2 separate regions of the Homo sapiens genome follow, and region 2 is linked to region 1. Evidence: read pairs that join two places in POLR2A ChIA-PET (ENCODE). Cell type or tissue: GM12878. All regions are shown on one strand. Links, peaks and the distances in the headings refer to the core of each region. The heading gives the core; the rest is flanking DNA. Region 1 has its middle 25 kb from the start of WSPAR. Region 2 has its middle 88 kb from the start of WSPAR.

The links. ChIA-PET counts read pairs that join two places held together with the same protein. Peaks named below come from ENCODE experiments on the same cell type or tissue, not always from the same donor. Only the 100,000 strongest peaks of a DNase experiment are listed, where the experiment ranks them.
Region 2: POLR2A ChIA-PET joins it to region 1 with 9 read pairs; 1 of 35 experiments calls an interaction of 5 or more read pairs at or near these places.

The regions. Positions count from the first base shown.
Region 1 is chr5:133,886,119-133,890,501 of GRCh38, forward strand. No RefSeq gene overlaps it. Among named protein-coding and RNA genes, the nearest start is that of WSPAR, 25 kb to the right of the region's middle. In GM12878, for the core only: no CTCF peak of the experiment used is centred there; a DNase peak (open chromatin) is centred at 2,013.
Region 2 is chr5:133,823,316-133,827,698 of GRCh38, forward strand. It overlaps a transcript of FSTL4 not described here. Among named protein-coding and RNA genes, the nearest start is that of WSPAR, 88 kb to the right of the region's middle. RefSeq lists an enhancer at 1,505-1,554. In GM12878, for the core only: a CTCF peak has its summit at 2,474; DNase peaks (open chromatin) are centred at 1,696 and 2,556; H3K27ac peaks cover 1,390 bases.

The DNA of each region.
Region 1 (4,383 bases), core at 186-4,185:
GTATCTGCTGGTGCCTTGCCTGGAATGCCCTTCCCTGAGATATCTCCAAGGCCTCCTTCCTCTCTGCCTTCAAGTCTTTCCTCAAGAGGCCCCTTCTTTACAAAGCCTTCCCTGGCCAGTCACCCTGAGGCCCCACCTTCCCTTCCTGCCACTTCTTCTCTCCTAGCACTTATGATTTCCTGCTGTACCATACATTTTACTTACATTGTCCATTGTTTCTTCCTGTCTACTCTCTAAGAAGAATATAAGCTCTGTGAGGGCAGGGATTTCATCTGTTTCGTCCATTGCTGTACACCAGTGCCTAGAATACCTGGCACAGGGCAGGCACTCAATAAATATCTTCTGAATTTTTAAGGACCAAGTCCTTATCTAACCCATCCAGAAGCCTTGTTTTATATATACATACATACATGCATATATATACACACACATGCACACACACATATATATATTTACAGAACAAAGTTCCAATTTACCTTCAAACCTGAAATAGAATACAAATCCCACATCAATTAACTAGGACCTGGCCCGGCACAGTGGCTCACACCTGTAATCCCAGCACTTTGGGAGGCCAAGCCACGAGGATCACTTGAGCCCAGGACTTCAAGACAAGCCTGGGCAACATCGAAAGACCCCATCTCTACAAAAAAAAAAAAATTTAAATAAATGAGCTGGTCATGATGGCACATGCCTGTCAGTCAGTCCCAGCTACCTGGGAGACTGAGGTAGAAGGATCAGGATCACTTGAGCCCAGGTGTTCAAGACTGCAGTGAGCTATGATTGTACCACCACACTCCAGACTGGGCGGCAGAGTGAGACTCAAAAACAAACAAATTAACTAACACCTACTTCTTTTGAAGCAGGCACACTTGGAGGCTGCCCCCACCCTGCCCTCATCCTCTGTTTTCAATACCATCAGGCACTCTCTCCATGCCAGGGGTCAGTGTCTCCTTTGATCATCACGTGGGTTCCAGCATTTTGGCAAGAGAGCTGTTTCACTGTTCATGTCATACAAAAGAATGGTGGAGCTTAGCTCTCTGGTGCAGACACACCTCCTTCTTTTGGGGGTGAGGAGATCCTACAGAAATCCATCCTGGCTCCCAAGTTAGCCATATGCATCCAGAATAAGGTCACCAGGGCCAGGCATTCTGCCATGTTGGCTGCCCTAGCCTGTCCAGCAGCTTTAGGAAAGAATTCCAGACGTGAGAGAAGGTGGACATTGGACATGGGCGATCTTGGACATCGACATGAGAGGCCATGGCAATTATGCATGAGAGATCATAGACACAGACACAGGAGACCAAGGATATCGGACATGGGGCAACCTGAACACTGGACTGGGGAGGCCACAGACATCAACTGTGAGAGAGGGCAGCCATGGCTTCAGGATTGGGTGGGGAGCCTAGGACTCTTCCTTCACAAGCCTGTCTTGTGGGTAGACCTCAGCTTTTTTCCCCTGGGTCCCCACTGTTGTGCTAGACCCCTGTTCACTCCAATAGTGATGGCACCAGGTTTAAGAGGCTGAAGAAGAGACCCAAAGCCAGCAAAAGAGACATAGGGTTTTATTTAGGGGAACTTACATACAGGGACAGTCCAGTGACTGTGGGCTAGACAGAAGAACTACAATTGCTTGCAAAAAGCATGCAGCTTGGCCAGGCATGGTGGCTCACGCCTGTAATCCCAGCACTTTGGAAGGCCGAGGCGGGTGGATCACTTGAGGTCAGGAGTTCAAGACCAGCCTGGCCAATATGGTGAAACCCCATCTCTACTAAAGATACAAAAATTAGCCAGGCATGGTGGCATGTGCCTGCAGTCCCAGCTACTCAGGAGGCAGAGGTGAGAGAACCACTTGAACCCGGGAGGCAGAGGTTGCAGTGAGCCGAGATCACATCATTGCAGTCCAGCCTGGGTAACAGAGCGAGACTCTGTCTCAAAAAAAAAAAAAAAAAAAGCATGCAGCTTATATAGTACCTTCATTTGGCACCCTCCCCACAGAAACCTCTTTGTGCAACTCTCATTTCTCAAACCACGCCACTGCTGTCAGGTACATCTGCCATCCAGGGTCATTCTCAGGGTATGGTTAAGTTATTGTTGTCAGGTGCATCTACCATCTGCCAGGACCAGATAATGCTTATTTGCAGCTGGAAACCTCATGTACAGCCCTTAAAAAAAAAAAAAAAAAAGCAGCCAAGTTGAGAGACATCAAATATATCAAAGTCAGATCTACATGGCCCTGGAGTCAGACTCTACAAAGCCACTATCTTGCCCTGGAAGTTAGCGTGTCCTGCACTTGACTCTAGTCTCCTCAGTGAGAGCTGAGTCCCCAGTGGTGGTTAGCTCCTGCCGCAGCGTTAAGCTGATGAGGTGAGTGCTTCCACGCCACCTGGCAGGTAGGTGCTCATCAGATGAGCTGCAGCCACAGTGAGCACTCTCCCTGAGGCTTGCTGGCTGACCCCTTAATGGTGTTCTCCATCTTTCTTCCTCCCTAAGTTTACATCAGGATTCTGCAAGAGTCAGGATTTCTTAGAAATCCTGATTCCCATCCTGACCCTGTAAACATTAAGCCTGCTCTTCCCACAGCCTTCCATTTCAGAGAGGGCCCACGCCATCCTTCCAGTTGCTCAGGACAAAATCTAGGAGTCATGTTTCATTCCTTCCTTTCTCTCGAAGACCACATGCTTGTCCAATCTGTCAGCATGTCCTGCCGGGTCTACCTTCAAAACACATGCAGGATCTGATCACTTCACTCCACCTCTATCCTACAACCCTGGTCCAGGCCACCACCCTCTCTGGCCAGATTATTGCCTTGGCCTCCTTCTACTCACCACCACCTAGTCTGTTCTTATGATCAGCAGAATGATGCCCCCAAAGACGCCCACCTGTTCATCCCTGTAACCTATGACTATGATGCCTTACATGGCTAAAGGGCCTTTGCAGATGGGGTTGAGGTTCACGACCTTGAGCCAGGGACAGCAGTCTGTATTACCCAAGTGGGCCCAGTCTAATCACTGGTGTCCTTAAAATCAGAGAACCTTTTCCGGCTGTGGTCACAAACGTGACAATGGAAGGAGGAGGTCAGAGAGAAGACAGTGTGAGGATCCAACAGCATTGTTGGCTCTGAGAGGTAAGAGGCTCCATGCAAGGATCCCAGCAGGGCCTGTAGGAGGCAGGGGCAGCCCCAGCTGACAGCAAGGAAACAGGACCTCAGGCCTGCAGCCCATGGAACCAAACTCGGCCAATATCTGAAAGAGTGAGGAAAACCGACCCTCCTCTAGAGTCCCAAGAGGAACACACTCTGCTGACACCTTGATTTTAGCCAAAGTCAAGAGCTTTTCAGACTTCTGACTTAGCACTGTAAAGTAATAGATTTGTGGTTTTTTAAGCCACTAAATTTGTGGTAATTTGTTACAGCAGCAGCTGGAAAGTAATCCAATTCCCCATCCAGCAGCCTGGCAAAATGGAAGTCAGATCATGTCACTTCTCTGCTCAAAACACTCCATTGGCTTTTAATCTGACCCAGGGTAAAAACCAAAGTCCTTACAAAGCTGGAAAGGCCTGTGGCTTGGGCCCTCCGTTTCCTGCCGTTCTTTCTCTCGCTTCCCCGCTGGATCTCCCCAGCTCCTCCTGGCTTTCTCCTTGCTGCTGCTCCAATGCACCAAGTGCATCTCTGCTCCAGGACATCTGCATGGGTTACTCCCTCTGCCTGGGACCTCTTGCCCCAGATGTCTGTGAGCCTCCTTCCCTCCCTTCAGTGTCTGCTCAATGTCATCTTTCAGAGGGGCCTTCTCTGACTCCTCCACATGCAAGTGCAAACCTTCCCCTGCCCCAGGACACCCCATCTCCCTTCCTGATTTGTTTATCTTCTTAGCACCTCATATATACGTATATTCATTTACTGTCTTTTCCTCTGTCCCACCCCACCTCCAACTAGAAGGTAAGCCCCATGAAGGCAGGAATTTTGATCTATGTTTGTTACTTCGCTATGTATTTCCAGACCCTAAAGCAGTGCTTTGCGTGTACCCAGGGCCCTGGAATATTTGGTAAGGACTGCGTGACCTCGCCCCTGTCTCATGGAGAAACAGTATTGTAAGGGAAGTGGGAGGCTGTCTATTCACATGGCCCACATCCCCAGCAAGTTTGCTTCTGAACTCTTTCCACCCTGTGTGATGACCCACGAGGGCCCCAGAACCTGGCCCTCTACCCACCCCAAGCAGCGGCCATGTGGGCAGGAAATAGCATGCACAAAGGCCTGAGGACTGGCCCATCACTGCTTGCTGTCCCACATCCCCTAACAAAAGGTAACAATGGATGATATGTGATCTGCCCTTCCAGTTCCAGGGACTCTCCCCTCTCTACTGTGGGCCCTCCCACACACCCACCTAG
Region 2 (4,383 bases), core at 64-4,063, 63 kb before region 1:
TGAGCAACAATTACATTCCACAGGAAAGGACTTCAGCACAGCCCCAAATCATGCCCCTGTACCCAGAATCTCTCCCCAGCCCTGCACTCTCCTCCTCTCCAGGGGCTGGTTTGGGCCCCCTTGGACAGAGGGAGTGATGAGGCCTTAGTCTGAAAGTCAGTCTTAGGGGACTTGTCACACAGAGGGGAGATCTCACTGGAAGCCAGATCCTCAGGATGTCAGAGACTCAAACACCCAGCAGGTCTGAGAATAGCTCCCAGAGAGGCAGTATGGTGTCCCGGACAGAGTGCCCCTGTCTCCTTCCCCACTCCTCCACCAAGCTGGAAACCAGGGGAGTCCTGCTTGGCCAGGAGCCTGCTGGGACACATGGACCAGTCCACTCCCCTCTCTTGTCTCAAGTCCCTCTGTTGTAAAATGAGGAGGCTGATTGGGTGGCTTTCTGACCAAGGTCAGCATACCCTGGAACTGGGGCATGGGGAAGTCCTCATGCCCCCTCCAAAGCCAGCCTGCCCCTGGGGAGAAAGGGCCAGATGGGAGGGCTGCAACTCCCCGCTGCAGAACAGCTCCCCTTTTCTTTGTCTTACATATTGAGTTTCCTTCTAAGGTTTAATTTTTTAAAGAATGTTGCTGCTAGATAGATGTTTGAAAGCCACTTCTAGTGTTCTGAGACAAATACCTTTGAAGAGACGGGACAAAGACCAAAGTGTTTTTCCCTCTACCCCCACACCACCCAGGCACTCAAGACAATACTTCTGACACCAGATGCATGGGAGGGTTTTCTCACACACCACGCAATTCTGTAGGTGATTCTCTAGCAGACACCAGCTGGGTGTCCTCTTCTTCAATTCAGTTCTGACACTGTCTACCTGGAGAGAGCATCAGATCCCACAGGACTGCTCCCACTCCAGATGCCAATCATAAATAGTGGGTTGCCACCTATGCTTCTGATGGACCCACTATAAATGAGGGTTCCCACAGCCCCCTCCTTGGGTTCGATTAATCTGCTATAGCAGCTCACAGAACTCAGGGAAACGCTTTACTTACATTTACCAGTTTAATCCAGGTGAAAGAGATCCACAGAACAAGGCATGTGCCCCCATCCTGAGGCTATTTAGGGGCCACCAGCCATCTCAGAAGCAGACAAAAGACACTCATATCCCTCTAGAGATTCCAGGGCTTCAGGATCTCTTGCCAGGAAAGGGAGATGAAGACCAAATGTATATTTCACAGTATCAGAGTACCTGAGTATATTTCACCACCATTAAACAAGAGGTGATGCATGACTCAGCTCCATCAGAGAAGTAAGAAGACTCGGGGCGAAGAAGGCCCTGTGCCTTTCTCTGGCACACTGGAAGCACCTGCTTGTGTACCAGCTTCTCACCAAGACCCCTGTTGCCAAAGCAACCAAGTTTGGCTTTTCCTGCCCAAAGCACGCAGGCATCCTTGAGCAGGGGAGAGGTGGAGCCAGGCATGCACCGGGAAACCACCACATACCATGTCCAATGGCTGAGCCCTTTGAACTCTCAAGGTTGCTAAATGGTACCTGAGTCCAGGACTCCCACCAAGACACCCAACTCCACAGACAGACAAGTTAATAAATCACAGCGTGAATCCCCTTCAGAGGGTGGCTGTGTGTAAAAATAGAGAGGGCACCACAGCTTCCTGCCCACCTTTTCCTGGTGTCCCTGGAATCATTCATTACAACCACAGGGCAAGAGTCCGTGGTGGCAGAGATGAAGAGGCTCAGTGGCCTGGCTCCACCTCCTCACTTCACAGAGACACTGAGGTCACTCAGGGACTCAGTGCCTCGCTGCACTCACACAGAGACTCAGGAGTCAAAACCAGTTAAAACCAGGCCTCAGGTCTCCCTACTCCCACGCCACCTTGAAGGACACACCCCCCAGAAACCACAGCTCACTCCTTTTTCAGGACTTCATAGTCAAGAAACAAGCCCTGCCAATCCTATGCTCAAAAGTCCCCAGGCTGAGATGCAGGTCTTTCAGGTGGGCACCAAACTTTGGTCTGGAATCTTGAACTCATTTCAAAGTGTTTCTCAAGATGGTTCTTGTATAATTTCCACCTTAGCACAAACTAATAGCTCCTCATTGCAATTCCTCTGCCTCTGCAGCCATTTACCACTGCATTGACCTTTGCTTCTAGGTTAATTATCAATAGTTTTGTCTATTGAAGAAATTGAACTGAATTAGCTTAGTTTTAATCTCTCATCAGTAATTCAAATGACCATTTCCCACTGATGAAAAATAAAACTATCCGCGGGGGTGGGTGCAGGAGAGCCACCAACTCCTAACAAGGCTTCACCAGGCAGGGAGGGGCATGGCCCTCACCAGTAGGCATCAAAGCCGTTCCCCTGGCGTCCCATGCTTGAGTGCCCTCGGTCTGGACTGGACTTGTGCCAGGGAGCACGGAGGATGTCCCAGGTTGGTCCGGCCCTGTCTGACAGCCCATTAGCTCCAGCTGTCGGTGACATCTGCCTGCTCTGATTACCGTCAGAGCTGCGGAGAAGCAATGGCCCCCAGCATCGAGCTGTCTCCCCCTGTGCTCAGCTGTCATCAAGTATTGTGTTTCCACCTCAAGGCACTCAGAACCCATCCCCGGCTGCTATTTATAACCTTCCTTGAGGTCGCCTGCCGGTGAGGCTGCAGAAGGGGTGTGCCACTTCAGGGCAAAAGGCCCCAAACACCACCAACTTCCTGCCACTGCCTCCAGGTGAGAAGCAGGCAACTTCTGAGCTGAGCAAAATCAATTCACAAAAGTACATGCAGCATCAGGTCAGCTTCCACTGCGCTCCATGGCTGGGGACTCCAGGCTACATGAGAGGGACACTGAGACTAGGGCAGCTTGCGATGTCACCAGAGGCCTGGAGAGATGGATTCAGATGGCGCCACATGGCTCCATGCTCAGCCTGACAGGACTGCCTCTGATATCTAAAAAGATGCCACAGTGATTGCAAAGGGACTGAAAATCCCAGCCTTTGACTTGTGCTGAGCCACCCATGTTAGTTTCCTGTGGCTGCCATAACAAAGGACCACAAACTGGGTGGCTTATAACGACAGAAATGATTCTCCCACAGTTCTGAAGCCCAGAAGCCCAGAATCCTGCCACACCAGACTCCCTCCAGGGACCCTAAGGGAGAAGCTGCCTTTGCCTCTTTCAGCTTCTGGTGGCCATCAGCATTCCTTGACTTGTGGCCGCATCACTCCAACCTCTGCCTCTGTGGCCACACTGCCTCCTCTTCGTGTGTCTTCTCTGTGTCTCAAATCCCCCGTTGGCCTTTCTCCTACAAGGACACTTGGATGCAGGGCCCACCTAGGTAATCCAGGAGTATCACCCCATCTCAAGATCCTTAATTTAATTTCACCTGCAAAACTGTTTTTCCAAATAAAGTCACACACACTGGGCTCAGGGACGTAGATACATCTTTTGGGGGACCACCTATTCAACCTAGTCTATACCCCAACCTAAGGGAATAAAACAAGAGTCTGGCTTTTAGAGTCAGGAAGCACTGGGTTTGAATCCCACCACTGCCACTGACTTAATAACTAAAATTCTGTCTTTTCTTAGGATGTCACCAGCACCCAGTGTGATTCCAATAACAGGGCCCAGCAGGGCAGGGATCTGAGAACAGGCCTTGCCCTCCTCCCCTCTCACCACAGAAGGCCCAATGGCACGCCCAGTGACAGTCCCGCCCCAGGCCCAGATGGGAGCAGGAACTTTGTGGGTCCGTAAAGACGGCCTGCAGAGGAGCCATTTGCTTTCCCCACTCCAGGGAAGCAGCACTCTGTCACCTCTTATGATACCGCATCATCCTCGGCTCTGGGACCTGGCTGCCTGCCTGCTTGTTTCTGCCTCAGCGCCCCCAGCAGCACCAATAGGTCTCCATCCAGGCTTTGTTTGCTTTTAATTACTAAGCCAACTAAGTGAGCCCCCAGCACAGACACACCTGGCTGCCTCTGACAGGTAATGAATCGTTCAACCATGTTCAAGGACAGGCCTTCCTGACAGCAGCGGGGCGATCAACTGAACAAAGTCAGGGTGAGCTGGGAGGGCAGAGAATATTGACTAAGGAGTGTCGCGGATGCCTGCCTCCCAACACTGCCCCTGAGCTCAGCTGATATGGATGCAGATAGTCTTGGGACCACAAGTTTCTGACGAGGAGGATTGATTTCTCTAGGAAAATGGAGAGTGGACACTGTGCAAATACTCTCTTATATATCAGCACCAACATGGAGATCCTTTAAACATCACTTTTCAGTGACCAAAAGAAGAGTTTTTCTTAAGACCAGAGAGAAGACATCCAAGTCTGTGGACTCCTCTTGTATGATTTTCCTCCACAGGCTGAAAAGACCTACAAAGCCATGGGTT